Regions from separate parts of the Mus musculus genome. Here all the other regions are linked to region 1. Evidence: chromatin loops called from intact Hi-C (ENCODE). Cell type or tissue: heart. All regions are shown on one strand. Region 1 has its middle 11 kb from the start of Eps8l3. Region 2 has its middle 17 kb from the start of Gstm4. Region 3 holds the start of Gstm1 (glutathione S-transferase, mu 1).

What was found. Hi-C counts contacts between places; a loop is a spot of excess contacts. Peaks named below come from ENCODE experiments on the same cell type or tissue, not always from the same donor. Only the 100,000 strongest peaks of a DNase experiment are listed, where the experiment ranks them.
Region 2: a loop joins it to region 1, with 9 times the contacts of the local background. A loop is called at or near these places in 18 of 42 quality-filtered maps.
Region 3: it touches region 1 in a loop (7-fold over the local background); 7 of 42 quality-filtered maps call a loop at or near these places.

Annotation. Positions count from the first base shown.
Region 1 is chr3:107,862,286-107,870,285 of GRCm38, reverse strand. It overlaps the pseudogene Gm5075. Among named protein-coding and RNA genes, the nearest start is that of Eps8l3, 11 kb to the left of the region's middle. In heart, a CTCF peak has its summit at 6,153 (motif pointing right); DNase peaks (open chromatin) are centred at 195, 3,015, 6,255, 7,568 and 2 weaker places; H3K27ac peaks cover 303 bases; H3K27me3 peaks cover 850 bases.
Region 2 is chr3:108,057,688-108,065,687 of GRCm38, reverse strand. No RefSeq gene overlaps it. Among named protein-coding and RNA genes, the nearest start is that of Gstm4, 17 kb to the right of the region's middle. In heart, a CTCF peak has its summit at 3,964; no DNase peak of the experiment used is centred here; H3K4me3 peaks cover 268 bases; H3K27me3 peaks cover 491 bases.
Region 3 is chr3:108,014,325-108,022,324 of GRCm38, reverse strand. It overlaps Gstm1 (glutathione S-transferase, mu 1), which reads left to right and starts at 4,352. Exons shown (of 8, transcript NM_010358.5): 1 at 4,352-4,585; 2 at 4,899-4,974; 3 at 5,377-5,441; 4 at 5,725-5,806; 5 at 5,897-5,997; 6 at 7,285-7,380; 7 at 7,462-7,572. The coding sequence starts at 4,550. It also overlaps the pseudogene Gm12502. In heart, a CTCF peak has its summit at 4,213; DNase peaks (open chromatin) are centred at 2,934, 3,624, 4,304, 7,904 and 3 weaker places; H3K4me3 peaks cover 1,673 bases; H3K27ac peaks cover 1,593 bases; H3K27me3 peaks cover 200 bases.

The DNA of each region.
Region 1 (8,000 bases):
CTCTCACCATGTGGATCATGGGGCGGCATGTCTGGGCCTCCCCTCCTTGTCCCAACAAACAACTCCCAAGGGGGCCTCTCCTGCTTCTCAGGGCTCCTTGTGCCAGCTCTCGCCTGCATAGGGGATGCTTGAGTTCAGCATTCCCTGGACTCCCTCACCCTGAGGGCCTTGGAGCTTAGTTGTCCTCAGAAGCCTGGACCTTGGACTGTGATTCAAGGCAGACATCTCAGGAGGCCTAGCAGAGGAGGTTGGTTAAAGGCCACTTCCGGGAAGAAAATGTTCTTGGTGATCCCTGGGTGGGAAAATGTCCATGAGGTGAAAAGGGGATTTCCATAAAAGGGCTAGCACTCAGTTTTGAAAATCTAAATAGAAAAAAAAAAAAGGCCACATGAATGTGAGTTTTATTCAGTGTCTGTTCTAAGACATGGGCCCATCTCAATGCTCCGCATCAGCCCTTTGAAATAGATTCAGAGAGTTTCGTCTCAGTTTACAAATGAACAAACAGAGGAGGTACAGACTTGTCCCAGTCCCATCCAGTGAACAGCTGGAGCACACTGAGACCCTAAGCAATGGGCCTGCTTGGGGACGAGTCCCTGGGAGAGGTAACAAGATTACCCCAAGATCTGTGAGAGGGGGGTTTGGTTTATTCTTTTCTGTATTTTCACCCTTTTCCAAAGGTATTTTTAGAAAATGCTTTCCTCCCATCCCACCCCACACAAAACAAATCAATTGTGTGTGTGTGTGTGTGTGTGTGTGTGTGTGTGTGTGTGTGTGTGTGTGTGTGCAGTCTCCACAGAGAAGCCTAGGTTTCCCAGGTTCTTTGGTTCCTTCACAGTTCCGATCTCATTTTTATGCAGAACAATATGTGCTCTGCAGCCCCAGCTGCTGCTGAAGCCCTCATTAAAAGAAACTGGCGCTCTAGAGCTGCGCTCAGTTGGAGCCTCCCCACTCCCACCCCACCCCACCCCAACCCTACCCTGACTGGCTTCAATTCTTCGAGTTTGAGGTTCATTGTGGTTGAAAGGGCTGATGTAGGTCACGCTCTGGAGCAGAAGAAAGGGACTTCACAAATCCTCCCCAAAGGTGACCTCAGAAGTTCTGCCTGCTGCTCCCGCTCTGTGGAGCAGATCCCCTCACCCTCTGAGCCTCTCCTCCAGGCGATCTCTCCCCAGCTCCCTCAGCAACCCAGCAAACAGGCAGGCTGCAATGCCCTGGAGCAGTCCTCACCGTCGTCCTCCCTGGGAGGCCTGGGTAAAGAGGCAAACTGCAGCTCCCCCTCATGAAGAGTCTGCCTCCCGTATGAGCAAGGAATTTTGGGTCTAGATTTTACCACTCCCCAGGGGTTTGGATGAGAATGTAGTGTCTCACCTCAAACTTTTCCTCAGAATTAACCAGAGCCGAGTTATGAGCTGAGCTCTGAAAAGTGCTCTGACCACTCAGTCTCCTGGATGCGTCTCCTGGGGTATTCTGGCACCACAGACATATGGTTGCTTGCTCTGTGATATTATGTTCTGAAATTCAACGGTGGTAGAGCAAGGAGCCCTGGCTGCCCAACTTGATTCTTAGTGGCTTCTGTATCTAAGTGGCGCCTGCAGACCGCCTTGCAGGGGCCCTCGGCCGTTCTCCTGTATAGGAGGCAGCCATGGCGCCCAGCCAGAATGGCATGATCCTGAAACCCCACTTCCACAAGGATTGGCAGCAGCGAGTGGACACTTGGTTCAACCAGCGGGTGCGCAAGATCCGCAGGCGCAAGGCCCGGCAGACGAAAGCGCGTCGCATCGCCCCTCGCCCCGCGTCTGGCCCCATCAGGCCCATCGTGAGGTGCCCTACAGTGAGATACCACACCAAGGTCCGGGCTGGCAGGGGCTTCAGCCTGGAGGAGCTCAGGGTGGCTGGCATCCACAAGAAAATGGCTCGCACCATCAGCATCTCTGTAGACCCGAGGAGGCGAAACACGTCCACGGAGTCACTGCAGGCCAACGTGCAGCGCCTGAAGGAGTACCGCTCCAAGCTCATCCTGTTCCCCAGGAAGCCTTCTGCTCCGAAGAAGGGAGACAGTTCTGCTGAAGAACTTAAGCTGACAGGACCCGTGATGCCCATCCGGAATGTGTACAAAAAGGAAAAGGCCAGAGTTATCACAGAAGAAGAGAAGAACTTTAAGGCTTTTGCCAGTCTCCGAATGGCCCGTACCCAATGCCCGACTCTTTGGCATCCGAGCAAAAAGGGCGAAGGGAGCTGCAGAGCAAGATGTTGAAAAGAAAAAATAATTCCATGTTGGAGAGTTGCAATAAATTTTCCATAAAGAAAAAAAAAAAAAAGAATAGGTATGATAAGCGTGGCTTGTGGCTGTTCCTTCATAGCCTGCTGTTATAGGCCTCAGAAAAGAACCCAGAACCCAGGCCATTGAAAGCCCTGCTCCATGAGCCCTGTGCAGGATTCCCAGACAAGGCCTGATGGAAGATAACAGCCGTGGAACACGTCTCTTAGGGTGTGCTTGGATCCAGAGCCCTGCAGGTCTCTGGGGTTTGTCACTCTTGAGGCTGACAATCCTAGGGCTTGAATGGGCAGCTGTGACACCCTGAGTGGAGCCCAGCTTCTGGCAGAGTCATGGCCTTGGGGACTCAAAGCAGATTGTGCTGGCCCATCAGTTTTTACTAAATGTGGCCATCTGGGCTCGAAAGCACCTTAGGGCGAGCACTGCTCTTCTCTTTCTGACTCCCTACAGCACTCTCTCAGATAGGGTGCTCACAGATAGCAAAGGTGGGCCCCTTTGAACTCTCAGAGCCTGTGTCCTCGTCTACAAAATGCTGACAGGCACAGCTACTATTTACAGAATATGTGACCTGTGGCCTAGCTAGGCTCTGTATTTAAACTTGTCACACACCTACACAGCGCTGGTCCTTTAAGGTACTTTAGACCCCAGGCAAGCCCTAACGCATAGAACCTTGGTTATTTGCAGAGATGTGCGAGCTCCCTCTGCTGGCTAGTAGGTGAATTGTAGCGAAGGAAGGCGAGGTGAAGGTAGAACCACTGGCTGTCAGCAGGAGGTGCCAGCTCACCCTGTTAATAGTACAGACGAGGAAACTAAGACCAAGGCCAGCCACCTCACTGAACGGCCTCTTTCAAGACTGCCTGTGTGGATCTGGGGTTTAGGAGCTCCCATATGCAGAGAGGGGAGCCATGCGGTTCAGTTTGAGCCTTCCCAAGCCCCATGCAGAGCCCATCCTACCCATCCCCTCTGGCACTGCCAGGTAGAGCTGCAGGAACCAGTAGCGTGGGGCACAGGTACAGGGAGGCTGCTAAGCTGTCCCTTCCTCCTGCTAGCAAGCTGGACTTTGAGGGAAGATCTGAGGGCTTTGTGGGGTCAGCAATGCTGGACTGTGGAGTCTGTCTGGAGAACATCACTCCTTGGAAGCAGACACTAGAGAGCTGGTGTCTCTCAGCCTATGTGCTGTTCAGGTACGGGTAGGAACTGCATCATCTTCTAAGGCCTGCTGGGATATGCTCCTGTGACTGGTAATGACACTGTTGTGTCTAGGACCAAGAGGACTTCAGAGGGGAATGCTATCAGGCTCAGAAGATTCTGGAAACTTTGTAAATTCCCCCTGTGTATCACTCATGGCAGCTACTCTTTCCTGAATATCCCTCGGCTTGGAGCTGTGATGTATTTGATAGACATTGTATTTTATTGTCAATGCCTGCTATAAGTATATAGGAGGTATATTAGGTGTATATCTCGAATCTGAGTCTTGAAGAATTAAAACAGCCATTCTCAACCCCCCCCCCCCCCGCGCCCTTGGAGGTCAAAGGACCCCTTCACAGGGGTCGCCTAAGACCACTGGAAACTAGGCACTTACATTACGATTCATAACTATAGCAAACTTGAGGAGGGGGGGGGGGCACCAGGGAGTGCGATGAAACTAAGTGTTCAAGGAGATAAACAGATTAAAGAAAAGCTGATGCAAATGTAATAAAGGGAGCGGTGACGCCAGGGAAAGACTCCACCCAGCTTAAGCTTCCAGCTTGGGAAAAGAAATTTTAAAAAAATTTAGGGCCAGGTGTTGTGGCACACACCTTTAATCCCAGCACTTGGGAGGGGGCAGGGGGGTCTGGAGAGAGTGTTCCAGGACAGCCAAGCTCAGTGAGTGAAGGAAACCACCCAAATCAGGAAGCTGATGGAAATATATTTGAACAAGGAGGCCATGTTCCAGTCCCAGCAAGCAGCAGAACTTGGCAGCTTCAGCCACATGGTTCTGGACTCTCCCTCCGAGACTGAGCCACTGAGTTCAGATGTGTACCAGGGATGTCCCTGCATGGAGACCCAGAGAAGCCTCTGCGTAAAGCTATGATGGTGAAGCCTGGATACCTTGGAGACGCCAAGATGTTGGAGATGCCAGAGTTGTGGATACCTGCCAAGGAGAGCTGCTAACAGGGAGTGGAACCAGCCCAAGCCAGAGAAGTGTGTTGCAGTCAACAAAGCTGAAAGGGTTTGGAGATCTGAAGAGCGAGCGCTTTGACATTAGACATGGAGATGCAGAGTTTAGAGTTTACCCAGCTGCTTTCCGTCTTGTTTTGGTCCAGGGTCTCCTCACTGTGCCCTCTTCCCTCCCCTTGGGAGTCGTAATGTGTATTCTGTGTACTGTACTTAATCTGCTCTAGCTTTGCCTTTATAGGAGATTACAGTTAAGAGATTGTCATGAGACTCAGAAGAGACTTTGGACTTTTAAACAGTATCGACTCTGTTCTAGACTGTGGCACCTGAGTGCATTTTTGCATTCTGATAGGGCTACTAGCCTTTGGGAGGTCGGGGAGTGCCCCTATATAGGTGTGGCCCTGTTGGAGAAAGCTTGTCACTAGGGGTGGGCTTTGAGCTTCCAAATGCTCAAGCCCGGCCTAGTCTCTCCCCTCCTCCCCCCTCCCTCCCTCCACTTCTCTCTGTGTGTATGTGTCTGTATTTCTCTGTGTTTCTGACTCTATCTGTGTGTGTGTGCATCTGTGTTGCTCTGTGTCTCTGTGTGCCTCTTTTTCTCTCTGTCTCTCTGTCTCTGTCTCTCTCCTCTCTGTGTCTGTATCTCTCTGTTTCTGACTCTGTATGTGTGTATCTGTCTGTCTCTGTTGCTCTATGTCTCTGTGTGCCTTTCTTTCTCTCTGTCTCTCTCTGTCTCTGTGTCTCTGTCTCTCTTTCGGCTGTTTGCAGATCTGGATATAGAACTTTCAGCTCCTCTCTAACACCATGTCTGCCTACATGCCACCATGCTTCCTGACACAATGACAGTGAACTAAACCTCTGAACTGTAACTTAGTCCCAATTAAATGCTTTTTTTTATAAGAGTTGCCATGGTCACAGAGTCTCTCCACAGCACCAGAACTTTGACTAAGAGATCTGCTTTAAAAATATTTTTTAAAGCTGGGCAGTGGTGGCACACGCCTTTAGTCCCAGCACTGGGGGTGGGGGGGCAGAAGCAGGTGGCTCTTTGTCAGTTCAAGGCTAGCCTGATCTACAGAGCTAGTTCCAGGACAGCCAGAGCTACACAAAGAAACCTTGTCTCAAATGCATATAGAGAGAAGGTGAGAAGGCTACATGCCTGAGGATTTACCCCTGACTCTCCTTGACAGCCAGTAACTATTGCAAGGTCAAGAGGTCTGGGAATGATCAGAAACCTGCCTGACAGTCATGCCACCTCTTTTGGAAGGACTCTACCAGGCTGCACAATGAAGCCACTCAGGGGCCAGTGGGGGTGGAGCTAGAAATGGAAAAAGCTGGAATATGCTTTCCTTTCACGACTAGACTAGGTCCTACAGGAACATGCTCAAACCCTGAGCCTGTGTGTACACCCTCCAGTGCAACTGGCTTTCAGTATAGCTGAGAAGAGGCAAAACTTGAACCAGTCCTCACCATGGAGGACCATGGAGGACACTGTTAGTGGAGATCTAGCTCATACAGCCTAGGGTCAAATTTCATGGATCAGCATGTGAAGGAGGAGTGATTGCTTGGAAAGGGACATTGGACCTAGGTCCAATTTATCCAGGCCAGAGAGTTTAAACTCCATCCAAAAGGTCAAAATGAGAGCTGTAAGACAAAGTGCTGGGGCTGGGTGGGTTAACTTACAGAAAGCAGCTTCCATCATCAGAGAAAGGGTAGTTCCCAGGAGTGGCCAGCAGAGGGCAGCTCAAACTCACATTTCCTTATCCCCAACTGTGTTCAACACACATCTAATGTCCTATGAGAGGCCTGGCTCGTTTGAGAGTGAAGAAAAGGACCAGTTGGCAAAGGAAACAGGCCAGCTGTGCACAGCTGGAGAAGAGAGACACTGGCCATTTATGGCCAGCTGAAGTGAGATCAGGTGATATACCACACATAGCCTGCTTCCTTCCCAGCTGTGCCTTTGGTATCCTTAGCCACTCTTTCTCAGTAAGGGACCCTCAGAATCCCATCGGGGTCTGAGTTTAGCTTCTGGGGACTGACTGCCAGTCTCTTTGGAATTAAACCAAACAGAAGAATTCATGTAGCAGAGGAGAAAGAAATGCAGGGCCATTGATCTTTCCTTCCCTAAGAAGGCCGAGGGACTTGTCAGGACGAGGGGAAGGTGTTCTATCTATCCTGTGGGCATTTCACAGGTGCTTAGCCAGCCAGTTCTGTGTTAGAGGCAGAAAGGCAGAATGCTAGGTAAGTATTCAACCAACACAACTCCTGCCCAGACCCTTCGGTCCACAGACTGGGCAGCTTTTGACCCTGCTGATAAGGGCGGAAGGTGATGCTGACCTCCTCTGGGCAGGGAGGTAGAGGTTTTACAGAGGATCTGACATAGGAGGGAAGCCTTGGAATGTGAACAGCGTTTTACCAGCTGAAGAACAACCCTGACAGGACCCGCATGAGCAGAGGCACCAGGCTGACTCTGCCTGCAGAGAACACTGACCATCGAGTCAGTGAATAGGGTTAGAGGTGCTTTTAAATAACCTTTGGGCCGCTGGCCAATATGAGTTCTCCTTCTCAGACCACCTTGTGTTATCACCACCTCCACTTCACAGATGACCAGTCCGAGGGTCAGAGAAGTAAAGTGTCCTAGTCAGGAACCCAGGAGCCTAGCAAGGAGCTGACTGATGTCCCTGTTCTGGCTCACGTGACCCCCATGGCACTTCTACCAGTCTGAAGTCAGGGGTATATGGGATGCGCACGGAGAACAAAAATGGAGGTCTTTCTGTCCTGAGGGGGGTCTCCATTTTGGGCTTCTCCCTCTCTGCTGGAGCCATAAGATCTTCTGGCTAGAAGCGCATCCTCTCACAGCCACCCATACACATATTTCTCTTTTCACTTTCCTTTACCTTTACAGAGGATTTCTTGTGAATTGTGCTCTCACGGGCCAGAGTTTGGGTCCCCCTACTCCACCCCAGGCTCTGTCAGTAGAGGGATGTCCTCCATCAGATTGGCCTTGTAGGCAAGTTCTGGGGCGTTTTGTTAATTCATGTTTAATATGTGGGAGGGAGGTTCCATCCCACTATGGGCAATGGCATCTCCTAGGCAGGTGGTCCTAAGCTACATAAAAAGCAAGCTGAGCAAGCCATGAGCCACAGAGAACAAGCCAGTAATCAGTTCTCCTCCAGAAGTTCCTGCCTCTGTGGTTGCTTGAGTTCCTGTTCTGACTTCCTCTGCTGATGGATTCTAATCTGTAAGCCCAAATAAACAAAACCTTTCCTTTCCAAGTTGCTTTAGATCAAAGCCTTCATCACAGCAAAAGAAAGCAAACTAACACAGCCTCCTTCCCCAGGAGCTGTGTCTGCCTGTTTGTTGTTTGTCGGTCCATCTGTCCACCTGCCTTTCTGTCTATCTAGAATGGAGGTGCTGAGAGGACACAGCCCTGAATGACCTCTTGTCTAGGCTTGTTCTTCTGGGGCTTCCCACCCCTCAGAACACCTTCTGGCCCCTCAATTGTGAGCCTAGCCCTTACATGCTAAACCATCTCTCCATCTGCCCCTTCTGGGGTTTGATGTAGCGTGCGCGC
Region 2 (8,000 bases), 200 kb before region 1:
GCGGTGGCCCTGAGCACCCTGGGGGAGCCCCCGTGATCGTGGGTCTTAGGAGATGCTTTGGGAGTGACAGTGGAGACTCAGGCACACTGTCCCCTCCCAGGGCTCAGCGCTCCCAGCCCACACCAGCCAGCCAACATTCTATTTATCATGTTCTTTTCCTGGATTGTTTCATTTTCAGATCCTCACAGCTCACTCGATAGGATCTCTTTTATTAGCCACAGTTCACAGGTGGATCTCTCTCTCTCTCTCTCTCTCTCTTTCTTGGCTTTGGATTTTTAAAAACTTTTTATTGATTCCTTGTGAGGTTCACGACATGTACCCTGCTCAGTCCTGCTCATCTCCCTGTCCCCTCATATCTACCCTTCGCCCTTGCAATCTTCTCCCACTGCGTGTGCACACACACACTCATTGTGGAATCTATAGTGCCCCACAGTATATCCCTCTGTTCTCACGTCTTCCCTTGTGAATGTTCAATACAATGAGTCATTGGTCTGGTTCGAGGTCTCTGGCTTCTGTGACATCATCAATACTGTATCCTCCCTGCGACTCCTCCCAGTTTTCCTGTTGTTGCCCTGGGTCATGGAGATCCTGCAGCCCTGGATCAGCAGGACCGGCCCCATCACAAATCCCAACCATTTGCAGATGATACAGATTTGGGGTAGGCCAACTTAGAGCCCTGGATTTGGGTCTGGATGGCAGACCAGCTCTCCCTTATCTGCACACCGGGACAAGCTGTCCAGCACTGCTCCAGCTAGGCCACCTCGTGCCTCCGTCTGCAGGAGGCAGGATCAGCTCTTTTGCTCTCATGCCCTTGGAACCAGATCAGACATGCCCACATCTCCAAAGCCAGCTCCACTGTGCTGTCCCGTCAAGGTGCAGGGGCTCACTCTCCCAAGTGCTGCAGCCTGGGAGGGGCTGGGCCAGTTCTCCTGCTCTCACACCCCCAGGGCTAGCTCAGCCAATGCCTTCACCATAGAACCAGCTCCACTGTGTTGCCTAGGCAAAGTGCAGGACTCACTCTCCTGAGTGCTATAGCCAGTGAGGGGACAGGGCTAGCTAGCTCTCTCAACTCTTATGACCCAGGACGAGCTCTCTGGACTACTGCAGGTGAAGCGGGGAGGGCATCACCCCACCACCACCACCACACCACACCACTACAAGGCTGATGAGTGGTGGGGCCAGCTCTCCCACACTCTCACCCCCTGGGCTAGCTCATCTGAGCCCCCTCCACCAGAGCCAGATCTATTGTGCTGGTCAGGTGAGGTGCAGGGCTCCATCTCATGAGTGCTGCAGCAGGCAAGAGGTAGGGCCAGCTTACATACTCTCATGATCCCGGGGCCAGTTATATCAACTGCTGCAGGTAGTGAGGGGGTGAGTGAGTGGAGGACATCTACCTCACGGCAGATGAGTGGCAGGGCTAGCTCTCTCTTGCTCTGTCCTCAGGGCTAGCTGTCCCTCTCTGTCTAGGGACAGCATTACTCTGCTGCCCAGGCAAGGTGCACAGCCTTCTCTTCTGAGTAATGAAACCAGCAGTGGGCAGAGGTAGCACAGGTGGATTGTCTAATCTGCAGATTAAGGGATTTTCTGGTTGCTCAGTGTTGTGATGTGAGAGCCAGGCTTTCCAATTCTCATTTGACTCCAGATTCCAATCTGAGCCACTGTGGCGTACCACCTCTAGTGTTCTAGAAACCTCTGGAGTTTTGCAGGTGACGTTAACTTGGAACATCTGAGTTTCACGTTGAGATGCAGTGATGCTCAGCTGGTGTGGGGAGGTGCTTACAGGTTGTGACAAAGCAGGAGAACCCACAACCCACTGGTCTGTCACTAGAGTCTGACTTGTCTGTCCTGCTTGGTAAGCTGTATTTTCTTCTGTGTTTCTCTGCCAGGGGTCACCCAGGGTAAATTATTTTATATTATTCTGTTTCTTTTATTAATCAATTTGACACTTCCTTCGTCTGTGGATGCCACCAGAATAACCGTTTTTCTTTTTTTTTTTTCTTTTTCATTTCAAATATTATCATTTTTTTAAGATTTATTTATTATTATATGTAAGTACACTGTAGCTGTCTTCAGACACACCAGAAGAGGGAGTCAGATCTTGTTACAGATGGTTGTGAGCCACCATGTGGTTGCTGGGATTTGAACTCTGGACCTTCGGAAGAGCAGTCGGGTGCTCTTACCCACTGAGCCATCTCACCAGCCCATAACCGTTTTTCTATGCAGGGTTTCTCTGTGTATCCCTGGCTGATCCGTAGACCAGGCTGGTCTCAAACCCAGAGATCCTCCTGCTTCAGTCTCCTTAGTGCTAGGAATTAAAGGTGCATTCCACCACTGCTTGATTTAGAATAACTTTTCAATAAATAGGTCTCACATACACACAGGCGCGCATGTGCACACACACGAACACACACATGAACACACACCCGAACACACACACACACACACACACACACACACACACACACACACAATTTCCTCCTTTCTTTACTCTTCTACTGCATCAAACTGTTTCCCTGGTCCTCCAAATCTTGAGCCTCTGCTACCCAGCAGTCACTTCTCCCAGGCTGCTTCTCTGGTCTCTTCTTTGAGGTTTTCCCATCGTGTGTGTGGGTCATGTGTGGGTCTTGGAGCTACCCTCTGGTCTCTCTGCCTTCTGCTGCCCATCTCGTCACCAGGCAACCCTGTCTCCTGAGAAGGTCTAGGAGACACTTCTTCTGCAGTTAGCTGCTCTTTGCGATTCTTCCCTCAGAGCTTGGAGTCAGAGGCTCCTGTGCACACAGACATGGGGAGGAGAGAAGAGGAGCAGAGCCTTGGCAGTGCTGGCAGAGGGCCCAGGTTGGATGGGTTTGTTAGACGTTGCCACACTGGCAAGGAGATGATGCCCATCCTGGAGATGAGGCCTCACACGCCGCATCCTCAGCTGGGCCTCTAGAGATGGCCAATCCTGGAACCGACTCCGTCTGACCTAGGATTGAACAAGGTGCAATAAAGACTCAAAATACCAAGCAGAGCATTTGCAAAAACGTCAATCAGGAGCACTTTGGGGAGCCGGAGGTTGAAGCCATGGCTTTGAGAAGCAGGAGTCAGTCTTGCATTACCTCTTTTTCTGTATCAATGTGGCCCTGATCAGAGACAGGCTACTCTACAGTTCAGTGCCTTTGTGCATTCGGAAGGTTTTCCCTCCATGGCTGACACTGCTGCCTGTAGGGAAACTTGACCTTCAGATGCAATGGCCAAGAGAGGCTCTTGTTAGATAACAACTTGTTTTATTCTTGTGGTGGCCTTGGCCTGGGGTCCCCAAGGCCTTCCAGATTCAGCTGAGTTATCAATGATACCTCTGGTTCTTAAAAAATATGTTTTAAATTTATTCTTTGATAATTATATATATGCAATATATATGTTATAAAATATATGCAATTTATCTTGACCATAAATTTATCTAACTGCTGCTGCCGCCGCTGCCCCACTACTGGCTCTTGTGCCTGAGGTTGCTACCTGGCTGGGCGTGGAAGCTGCAGACAGCCTCCTACGTGAGCCTATATTGGCTGATGGTCCAGCTGCTCCTGTTCCCACACCACTCCAGTCCAGTCGCTTGTCAGAAGTTGAGTATCTGTACAGCTGGAGGTGTTCCCAGATGGCCACGTTTTGCATATTCACATCAACGTATCCCCAGGGACCCCACTGCAGGGAATCTTGGTGTATGGCTTGTCCCCTCTCCTCTGTCACATTCTGTCCCCATGAACCTTGCTGGGCCTTTGTATTATGTGCAAACCCATGGCTGTTCTTCACCCATGCCATCTTTGTAGGAATGAGGAAAAAGGTGGGTTCCTTGGGAAGATAGCTCTGGGTGTGATAGCTCACGGAACTGAAAGCGACTTTTGTTAAAGAAAAATATATGGCTGTGTGGTGTTTGCTGATTGAAGACAGTTCTTCCATAGAGTGGGCTAAAAGAACCTTAAGGCCACTGCCTTGTAGTTGCACATTTTGGACAATAGGGGTCACTGTAGGAATTGTTAATTCAAGAAACCTCGTGGGGATTTAAATCTCTAAAGCATACTAGTTACTTCAATTTGCAGCCGGGTTGACTGGTGATCAGGACGTCTAGTCACTTTGGGTTGTCAATGTTTTCCTGTTTCACTTGTTGACCCAGTAGGTCTGTGGTTAGCTCTAGCCCCAGTGGCAGGTTTCTGAAGGGAATCCGGGGTTGTAAACATCTAAGAGGAGGAAGTTGCAGTCCACGCTCCCTGTACACGATATCAGCATTTGCAAATGGACAGGAAGTCTGCCCAGCTCCCATGTGTCTGAGGAGCTGGGACCCTTGTCAATAATAGACATTCACTCAGGACTTCATCTGCCCCTCATAACTATAAACACTAATACCCGTCTTGTGGGTTTAACTATTGTGAGCAGATCAATTGTGTTTATAAAATAAAATCAAGAAGCATAAAAGTATAAATACATATCACTGTAGTTAGGACTTGTGTGCATCCAGCTTTATAACTGTATTCATCTAAATATCTTAATGAAGTCTTTAAAAAAACCAAATTTTTATTATATTGTGTACAGGTGGGCACGCACATGCCACAGAATATATATGGAAGCCAGAAGACAACTTTATGGACGCCAGTTTTCTCTTTTTATTTTTATGTGGGTTCTTGGGATCAAATTCAAGTCAGCAGGCTTGTGTGGTGTTAAAAATCAGACTGAAGGGGCTGGAGAGATGGCTCAGCGGCTAAGGGCATTTGCTGTTCTTCCAGAGGACCTGATTTCAGTTCTGGCTCCATGGGATCTAACGACACCCCTCTGACCTCTGCAGGTACCAACATGCATGTACACAGATACACATACCTACACATAAATTGTAGTAGGAGAACAGCCCGAGGCCTACATGAACGGGGTATTTCTGGAAGGCAGGCTGGGGCTGAAAGAGAGAGAGACTAGACGGTGAGAAAAGAATGAAGCCAAGACAAATGTTTCTCTGATCAAGGCCCAGCCTGCCTTCCAGAAATACTCAGTTCATGTAGGTCACGGGCTGGCCTCCTACTACAGATTGGCTCCCGAACCAGGGGCCTGGAAACGGCGGGAAAACACTGAGGGACCGCTGTCTTGTGTGGAGCTCCAAGAGAAGGGAAGAAAAAGAAGATCGTATTGGGCACAGTGAGCAACAGGTATTTATGCTAGCGCTGGTTTTAAACTTCATTTTTTAAAGTGTTGCTGGAGGTGCGATAGGATACTGGCTAAGTTGGAACAGTGCTGACCCGGCACTGATTCCACTTAGGGTTTGGCAGCGAAACATGTGTGGGACTAAAAACTTTGAATCAGGCAGTTGTCTGTAGTCAAGGACTGCATCAGGGGAGAGGAATGGGGTTTAAAATAATAAAATAAAATAAAATAAAATAAAATAAAATAAAATAAAGGAAATTGGATTTTGAAACTCTCCCAGAGACAGAGAGAAATCGGGGGACACCCTGTGTTATTCTCTCTGGTCCCTACAGCAGAAGTTCTCTGCCCTCTTTGTGTTGTCTAATGTCTGGTGCACCAATCCGTTCATGTGTCAATTCATGTGTGCTTTGTTTCGTTGTCTGAATGACTGAATGTTCTGTGTTTCATGTTGGAAGATAAAAATGGCTAAGACTTTATCTGCTGGTTCAGCAAAGCCCGAGAGTGGCCCACACTTTAGCCAAGAATCAAGCACAGCAGGGGAGCCAAAGCCACCTTGTCATCTCTCATTCTCAACAAATCTGGACGGTAGCGGATGTGAAGGAGCTGAGACAAGTTGAGCAGTTCTCTGGTGGGCAGGTACAGTTAGAACCCCACGAGGGGAAGCAGCCATGATTTTAATTTCTCCCTAATAGTCATTATCTATAACACCTGGATAAATCTGCAGACCTTTTACAATAGAACCGCTTCGTCCTAAAAGAAAACCACAAGTTTCTGCAGGTAGAAGTCCAAAAACTCCTGTAGGCAGAGTTTGAACTCCCATTTCTGGAGTTAATACTGTGTGGGTGGTAGAACAGAGGTCCAATCCTGCATTTCCTGGGGTTCCCCTGACAAGTTCAAAAACAGATTTCTTTGGCTGGGCAGCAGCTTCATGGCCACTATCTGGGAAGGTTACAGTCTGGGTAGGAGGTGGAGCCTTGCTGGAAGGAATCAGTCAGTCATAGGAGCAGGTTTTGTGTTTAGAGCCTTGCTCCACTTTGAATTTGCTTTTCTGTGCCCCATGCTTGCACTTGAAGATGTCCTCTCTCTATTTCCTGTTGCTTGCTGTCATCGTTCCTCTGCCATTTGTTCTGCCATGGGTGGCGGTACTCACCTTAAACCCCAGCTCCTTCCACAACCAAATGCCGAAAATAAACTCGTTCATCCACAAGTTGCCTTTTGGTCATGGTATTTGATTATAGCAACAAAAAGTAACTAATTCAAGAAGCTCCCCTTTGAAACCTTTCTCAAGAAAGAGAAAGTGGGGCTGGAGAGATGGCTCAGAAGTTAAGAGTACTGGCTGCTCTTCCAGTGGTCCTGAGTTCAATTTCCAGCAACCACATGGTGGCTCACAACCATCTGTAATGAGATCTGATGCCCTCTTATGGTGTATGCAGACAGGGCACTCACATATATTAAATAAATAAATACATCTTAAGAAGAAGGATGAGGAGGAGAAGAAAAAGAGTAAGACAACAACAGGAGGACTAGAGAGGAGAGAGAGAGACAGAGTAAGAGATAAAAATGCCTTATTTTAGAATTTTCCCTAGGGTTGAAGAGTACAGCCATAAATCAAACCTGTTTCAAGGTGGCAGGTGTGTGTGTGTGTGTGTGTGTGTGTGTGTGTGTACAGGGGATACCGAGTTGTTTGTTTAGAGTGAGGGATACAGAATGTCTGCCTATGCAGTGGCTGAGGAGGCCTGGCCTCACTTCTGAGACAAAGAGGAGGGAGCTACAGGGTCTGTGGTCTGATGTCTCCAGCCTTTTTGTTGTTTCTATAAAAAAGAAATAGAGGAATGGCTTTATAGGAAAAGGAAAGTAGAGAAGGGACCAAGGGAACCTGGTCACTGAATTCAAGTCTCTGGCTTCCTCAAGTTGACTATTGAGGTGTAGTAGGGTCGTGGGGGGGGGGTGCTTCTTTTGTAGCTGTTAAGTCAGGCAAGGCTCTAAACACAAAACCTGCTCCTATGACTGACTGATTCCTTCCAGCAAGGCTCCACCTCCTACCCAGACTGTAACCTTCCCAGATACTGCCACGGAGTGCAGGAGACAAGTATTCAAATACATGAGCCTACCGGGACCATTTTCAATCTAGCCACCACACCTCCCCTCTTTTCCGTGGTCTTTGAGGCAGAGGTTGGTACCAGGATTTATGAAGTGGGGAAATATTGTCCATATAAATGCTGAATGGCAACCTGGGTAAATCGAATCAGCAAGCAGAATAGAGCAGGGCTCACAGGTGGAAGACTCAAAAAGTAATTCCAGGAAGAACCACAAGTGTAGATCAGGGATTCTATGACAAGCTTTGATATTATTTTTGGATTGAATTTGTTAAGAAGGAGGGATGAGGTAAATAGAAGTGTTAATGACAACGTGATCACTTTGCTTTTGTTTCTGAGGAGCATCCTCACCGTGTGGCCCTGGCTGGTCTGGAACCCACAGAGTTCTGTTTGCCTCTCTTCCCACATGTTGGGGTTTAAGGTGAGGTTAACCTGTGTAGGTTAGCGGAGGGGATGGGGAGAGCATCAGTGGGCCAAGAGGATGCTTCACTTTTTTATTGCTGTGATAAAACACCCCGATCGGAGTAGCTTTAGGAAGAAAGCTTTTATTTTTTACTTACAATTCTTGAGTGGGTAGAACCAATATGCCCTGAAAGGCAGTCTGGAATTAGGGTGGTGGGAGACAATGGGGGTGGGGGGAACTACAACACAGGAGGTAGGGCTGGGTTATAAAACCTCAAAGCTGTTGGGCAGTGGTGGTACATGACTTTAATTCCATCACTCTGGAGGCAGAGGCACATG
Region 3 (8,000 bases), 150 kb before region 1:
GACACCCACAGAGCCAGTCTGACTGGGCCCCTATTCCACTAACTAGCAGTGTGAAAAGAAAGAAGTTGCTTAAGCCTTCTGCGCCTCAGGTTCCCTCCTGACCAGGGAACATGGTCGGACAGATTTTGAAGGGTTCTTGAGTGGGTGTCCATGTCTGCACTGTGATATCTAGTGTGTTCAAAGCACCCTGCAGAGGGTCTAGTTCCTGCCTTGGATTCCAGCTGTCCCATTTGGTCACGTACCCCTCTCCTTTCTTCCTCATGGGTGACTCTACCATGCTCTGGATGAATGATTTTTATTATTTATTTATTTATTTTTACCAAGTTACAGTATACTATGTGTATATGTAGTTACACATGTGTAGTGTGTAGTGGGGATTTAGGCTCAGAATAAGTAAGTTACAGACATGCTCTCTGTGCCGCCGCCCATGTCTGATCTGTGTAGTTGCTGACAACTGGTGTAACGTGTACATTTTAGGCAGGTTTGTAATTTTGTACAGCCAGTTTCTGGAAAACAGTGCTTGGGAAAACATCGCTAGTATGCATTATTACTTCACTCATTTCTTAATTTTTAAAAACCATATCTTGTTGTATTTATTAGATGCAGTCGGTTAAAACTATGCATCTATGGAAAAAATGTATCCTCAATTTTGAAATCATTTGTTCAGATTTATAGTTGCTTTATTCTGTCTCCTGATGTGTACTAACTTGGAATCTTCCCATGTTGAATAAGGTCTTCTGTCCCAGGCTGGACTTAAAGTTGCTGTGAGGCTGAAGATGACCTTGATGGTTCTTCTGTTCCAGCCCCAGCCTCCTGAGTGTTAAGGTTACAGGTGAGCGCCACCAGCCTTGTTAATGATGTTCTTGGGATTGACTGCAAGGCTTTATGAATGCCTAGCAAGCTCTCTGCCACTTGGGCCATTTCTCCAGTCTCGGGAATTTTCTCTCTCTCTCTCTCTCTCTCTCTCTCTCTCTCTCTCTCTCTCTCTCTCTCTCTCTTGGTTTTTCGAGACAAGGTTTCTCTGTGTAGCCCTGGCTGTCCTGGAACTCACTTTGTAGACCAGGCTGGCCTCGAACTCAGAAATCCGCTTGCCTCTGCCTCCCGAGTGCTGGGATTAAAGGTGTGTACCACCACCCTGATCGCTGGCCGGTCCGAGTCGCCCTGTGACTGCTCTGTTTACCTCTAGACCTGAGTGCAAAGATGGTGGCAGCAGGGCTAAGGACCTGGCATTCCCTTCCCAGGCTGGTGGCAGGTGAGTGTGGTCCGGAGCTAAGTGAGGTAGGCCAGGCTCTTCCAACCTCATCTGATGGCTTCTGGCCACAGCAAGTGTTGGGTGGTGATGGGCAACAGGGGAGTTGAGGAGGGGAAAGCAGTACCCCTTGATAAAGGTGGGGACACGGGAAGCCCCGAATTCCTCACCCATGGCCAATTTCAGAGGGAGGGGAGGGTTACAATCTAAGCTTTGGCCAAGGGTGGGAGTGGAAGAGTGGGGACCATGGCTTGGATGGGGCATCACTTAAGACTGAAGAAAGCAGGGGTGCAGCCAAAGCGCCCCAAGCCCAGCAGTAGTCAGTCCCACAACTGCTACTTGAAGCCTTCCCATCTATTCTAAGGGCCACCACACAGCCGTGGCAGAGGGCGGGGAGGGCAAAGGCAGACTCAGGCCAAGGGCCAGCAGCAGGTGATTGTGTGACGTGTCTGTTCACAGTTGTGTTAGCTGTGCCCACCGCTCCCACAGGAAACCGATTTCAACACCTTCTTGATCCCAGACGTTCAACCAGGCAGACAGCGGTTACACTTGACAGTTGATGTTACACAGCACAACTTAGGTATTTCAAATGGACGAGAAGTTAGTATCAGAACAGTGCCTCAGGATGAAGGCTGAGTGGAGCTTCCTCTCCAGTACTTTGAGGTCTACAGATGTATCTAGAAAATTCACTACTGTGGAAAATGAAGACTTGGGTTGGATGGGGAGGGGAGGCCGGGGCCTTGGTGACTAATTGCTGTAACGCTGTCCTTCCGGTGGCTGTGGCAGCTTCATGTTCTCTTTTGGCATCATCAGGCGCCGCAGTTCCTGCAGGATGACTTTGATGCTGTGGGAGTTCTGCCACTTTGCCAGCACTGCCGTGGCTCTCGGATCCACCACTCCATTCGAACTGCTCACGCCGCTCATATTGACTCTTGTTACAAATTTTACAGACAGGGGTGCCTCTGGGTACTTAGGCCCACACTCTATCTTAAGGCTGTATATTCGGTTTTCATAGATTGTTCGTGGAGGCCCAATTATCATGCCTGTCCATCTTGTAAGTGTCATGCCCTCGTCGTCCTCCAGACCCCAGCTAACTGTGCCATCGCCTACTCCTTTCTGTCCTTCTTCCAATTCTTCTAACAGTCAGAAATTTTGAGGGACTTTTACTCCCGAGCCTGTGGTGGCTGACATCTTGCGCCGCTGTCACTCGAAGGCCGGCCCCTTCTTCACCCCCACCCCGAGTTTTAAAATTTTTAAAGCCATTATTTATAGAATTCTGTGGTTTTGCATGGACCATGTTGAATGTCACCCATTGGCCTGGAAGAAATTACGGAATCCATCTCAGATGTCACTCTATAGGTTATAAGCCAAATTTCCTCCAGCACATTTAGATTTTTTTCCTGTACAGTGTCCTTTTAAGACACTAGGGCTGGCTGCACTGTGAACTTGTGACAGTGCACAGAGACACCCAGAGGATCAGTGACCAACGCTGGGATTAAATTCTCCAAGACAGCACTGGCTGTGACTCCTAGCTTCAGATCTCTCCACGTCTCCAGTCCCCACAGTTCCCTGCTGCCTTTCAGGGACCTTTCTCATTCAAAGGGACAATGATCTCGGACTCTGGGGACCCTGCATTGAGAACTTGCTGTCCTAGCCCTTATCCCTGTCTGCAGATAGATTCTGTCCTCTGAAGGGCTCCAGGGCTCTGGCTCCCTTCCCAGGCCCTCTGAGTCCTTGTCCTAGACAGTATGGATTCCTTCTGCTTTCTTCCACTCCTCCTTCTCTACTTCCCACAGTGTGTGACAATCTGCTGAAGTGCCTCATTCATACTTGCAAAATATGTCCCTGTAGTTCCCACCAAACTGCTGCTAAAGCCCCAGTGACATGGTCACTTTTCGTGCATCCTCACCAAGACCTGCAGAACATGTGGTTTCTTTAATGTCCTAGGATGAGATGGCCTCTGCTTGCCCCCTGCAACCTCACTGCACAGCTCCTATGTGGGTGACATGATATGTTGCCTTCATACCCCGTAGTCCCAGTAAAGGATGATTTAATCCCAAAATGTACGTCCTGCAGAGCAACAGCCTTGGCCTTTGACTTGTAAACTCATTTTAGTCTCCCCTTCCATCAAGCCTCTTGGTTGTCTGCAAAAAAGAAAGTAAACAGGTAGGACAGTGTTCTTGGGAGGACATTGACCTTGTGAAGGTAATACTACAGGGCATATACTACTTGTGAAGGATATACTACTATATATCTCAGGGTAACCTGAAAGGTCATTTGAGCCACCCTGTCATATACAAACGCATGTCCGGAGCCTGGGCCAGGTCCTGCATTTAGGGACAGCTGAGGGTCTTGCTTTGGGCTCCCATGTGTACAGCATCCTGGTATCCCTTGAAAGCAAACTTCTTGGGTCACATGCTCTCCCTCTCTATGGCACAACCCAGCGTGGGCTCTTTTTCTCCCTTGTGCTCTGCTGGGTTTTGTCAGCTGACTGTTGTCCACAGCTGTGGCTTCCCTCAAACTTCCGGCCCCTCTGTGGTTGGTACTTGAATTTAGATTCATAAACACGGCCAAAATACAGATTAGTTTTTTAATAACTGATAACAGTTCTCAAACCCCCTAAAGGAAAATACGGAGCCCTGTTTATCTCTGCCTTGGGGTTGTTTCCATGTCACCGACTGTTCCTGTAACTTGAGGCTGTGTGCGCAAAAATCCGGTACCTGTCAGACTGACAGAGTTCTTTCCATGACGATAAGTGCTACATTAAACTCTCAGGTCGGGGGCTCTCGCCTTTTTGTCTTTAAGCTGAGAGTTGAGCCTCCCCAATGACAGATTCCCACAGTCTGGGTGTGAAAACCGAGCTCTGCAAAAGAAAGGAAGGCGGGAGAACACCCACCCAATGTTCTTTCGCTGTCTGGCCAGACTCCAGGCAAAGTGCTAGCTAGTCTAGGGAGCATCCAGCAGGCGGCGATGGCGGCAGTCGCTAAGAGGGTTTCGGGGGAAGCAGGAGAGCAGATTCTGTTTCAGCGTGTGCAAAACAGAATCCCGGGACAGAGGCCGCTAAGGATCTTAACCCCGCCTCTCCCGGAGAGGGTGTGGCCTCTGCCTTCCGCTTTAGGGTCTGCTGCTCTGGTTACAGACCTAGGAAGGGGAGTGCCTAATTGGGATTGGTGCAGGGTTGGGAGGGACCCGCTGTTTTGTCCTGCCCACGTTTCTCTAGTAGTCTGTATAAAGTCACAACTCCAAACACACAGGTCAGTCCTGCTGAAGCCAGTTTGAGAAGACCACAGCACCAGCACCATGCCTATGATACTGGGATACTGGAACGTCCGCGGAGTGAGAGAGGGGTCCACTTGGAGGGTGGGACTGGGATGTGAAGCAGAAAGTTCTTAAGAGCAGGAGCCCTTCCTACAGCGGGTACTCTTCAGCTCTCACTGGAATCTCCTGCCTGTAGCTCTCAGCGCTCAGTTTACGCACTTGGGTGGCTGTGTGTGTGTGCGTGCGCGCGCGCGTATGTGTGTGGTGTGCACATGCACGTGCGGGGTGACGGCGTTTGTGCAGTGTGGGAGGTCTCAACGGGTGAAGATGAAGTCATACAAAGAAGTCCCCACAATGTCTGACCTCTGTCTCTTCTGGTCATCTCTCCCAGCTGACACACCCGATCCGCATGCTCCTGGAATACACAGACTCAAGCTATGATGAGAAGAGATACACCATGGGTGACGGTAATGCCACCTTCCTGGTCAGACACCTGCTTCCCTCTTACCTATCAAACTATGCCTAGATTTCCCGTTATTTAGCCCTGCTGGTCTCCCTCTAGCTAAAGATAGAGGCTGCTGCTTCCAGAAACCTCTTTGAGAGTGCAGTTTGATTTTCCAATATAGATCATGGAGAATGGAGTTCCTTGGTCCATTTGTATTTATAATTCGACAGAATTCACTACTGGGGTCTTATTGGGTCCAGGCTGCCTTTATTATCAGTTGTTATTCAGACCCTTCTCCACATTGGAAAGTAACTCTCTGTAACAGGTTGCAGAGGCCCTGCCTTAGGGGTTCTTGCTACTGGTCGATAATCTGTAGAAGGGTGGGACAGTGGGGTAATGCCTTTTCACATCTTCTTGTTTACAGCTCCCGACTTTGACAGAAGCCAGTGGCTGAATGAGAAGTTCAAGCTGGGCCTGGACTTTCCCAATGTAGGTGCAGGGGAGGAGAGGTTTGGGGAAGACACGGTGATCTCACCTCATCTCCTGGCCTGGCTGAGGGTTTAGGATCAGTGTTTCTGCTCTCCTGCTCCATCCCTGCTGGCTGCACAGTGTTCTGTGATGGGCTGTGCCCCAGCTCTCTCATTCAGTGCACACTGTGCCCATGGAGGGCTTCCCATGGCAGGCACACTGTCAGGCCCTGTGTCTTCTCTCACCCAGAGAAAGGATTCAGGTACCCCATATCCCATCTGACCCTCCCTGCTTGTCCATCCAGCTGCCTTACTTGATCGATGGATCACACAAGATCACCCAGAGCAATGCCATCCTGCGCTACCTTGCCCGAAAGCACCACCTGGGTGAGTGGGGCTGGCCACAGGGTGGGAGATGGGGGATAATCTCCTCGGCTTGGCAAGGTTGGGATGCCTAGTGTACTGTGTGTGCTGCAGATGGAGAGACAGAGGAGGAGAGGATCCGTGCAGACATTGTGGAGAACCAGGTCATGGACACCCGCATGCAGCTCATCATGCTCTGTTACAACCCTGACTTTGTGAGTGGCCAGTGGGTGCGGCAGACAGGGTTCACAGCAGGAGTTAAAGTCTCACGTTCAGATCTGTAGCATCCTCCTTTGGTAATGATTCTCTAAGCTTTCTGATCTTACCAGCAGGATGACCCTTGTCACCCCTGAGATCTATCACATCAACACAGTGAAACTATCCCTGCTGGTCTTAGGATATGGTTAAGGTTCTGCTGGTGGACAGTTGATCTAAGTTATTCAGTACAGCTGTAAATCTCTGCTAAATCTGTCCATTGGTCTCTTCCAATGTGCCGTCTTACCCAGTGTTTATACCAAAAGCCCCCAGGATGAAATTAGGGGATGTGGAGTAAAAGTGCTTGCTACATAACATGAAGGCTTCAATATGAACTCTTAGCACCCTATAACACCCCCCCACACACACACACACCCAGTGTGGCAGCCTGGTCTTATAAATATAGTGCTCTGGGAGGAGAGGAGGGCTTCTTGGGTTTTGCTGACCACTGAGGCTAGTTGTTCTTTGAGCTCTAGATTTACTAAGAAACCCTGTCTCAGAAATAAGGTGCACAGTGATTGAGAAAGACACTTGGCATCAACATTGGACCCCCATGCACCAACAGGCACCAGTATACTCCCTAAGTGATAAGGAAGCAGATGTCTGACCAGGAAGGTGGCATTACCATCGCCCATGGTGTATCTCTTCTCCTCATAGCTTGAGTCTGTGTATTCCAGACTCAAGTAAGTAAATAAGTTATGTCTACACTGGTCTCACACATCTACCCAGTTCTTTCCCCACAGGTCTGTCTTAGGTACCAATAGAAAAGCAGGACATCTTCCTAGTAGCCAGCTCAGGGTCAGCCAGAGGAACTTTGAGTCCTTTTCCTTTCGGTATTAATCACTGATTAAAACTGAAGCACATCCTTCAAATATCTGATCTGTTCTCCTGCTCCCCGGTGGATCCAGTATAACTGTCTTCTCCTGGTGTCTCTGTGCCCTTTGTTTCTGTAGTTCCGCTGGGTCTCTGAGGCCAAAGCATGCTAGATACTCAGGAGGTTCTGGGTGTGACTCACAGCACCTGGTTTGGACTTCAGTGGTGACAGATTTCAGAGACAGTGTGAAATTTCTGCCAGGCTGTCCATCACCTCTGGCATGAATTCTGTCATTAGTAAAATCGTGACCTGTTAAATGGACTCCTAGACTAGGACCTGGCCCTTTCTTGGAAAGGTGGCTGTTCCATTGCCAAACCCTTTGCTGGGGAGCCTGAGTCTAAAGGTGGTGACAGCCAGCTGTTCTCTGCCTCAGGAGAAGCAGAAGCCAGAGTTCTTGAAGACCATCCCTGAGAAAATGAAGCTCTACTCTGAGTTCCTGGGCAAGAGGCCATGGTTTGCAGGGGACAAGGTAAAGGGAGGGGTGGGGAGGAGGGGTTGCCATCCTTCCCTGGTGTCAGATTCCAGAGCGCTCACCCTTGGCTTCCTGCAGGTCACCTATGTGGATTTCCTTGCTTATGACATTCTTGACCAGTACCGTATGTTTGAGCCCAAGTGCCTGGACGCCTTCCCAAACCTGAGGGACTTCCTGGCCCGCTTCGAGGTGATGCCCTGATCCTGCTTCCCCTTGGGTTGTCTTCTTTCTCGGGTCCATGATGCTTTCTAGTCCCAAGACTAGGAAAATAACCAGGATTTTCTGAGCTTCTGTAAAGAAGCATATTGGGCAATATTTATCCCTTCAAAATTCCAAAAGATTGATGCGATTCTGAGTCCCATTGGACAGATAAGGAGCCTGGTACTACAGAGGGTACTCATGTGCCCAAGGTCTCTGCACCTGCAGCTGCACTGGGATCTGGGGCAGCATTCAGTGACTGCCCCTGCCTTGGGTCAAAAGAAAAAGCTTCAGGCCCTTGCACAACCTCATTCTCCTGTTTGGGATCCCTGGCAAGGCTGTGCATGTTGATAGTGTGTGGGTCTTGGCATTAGGGGAGTGAAAGAGGCAGAGCTAATGTAACATAGCCAGATGGAAGA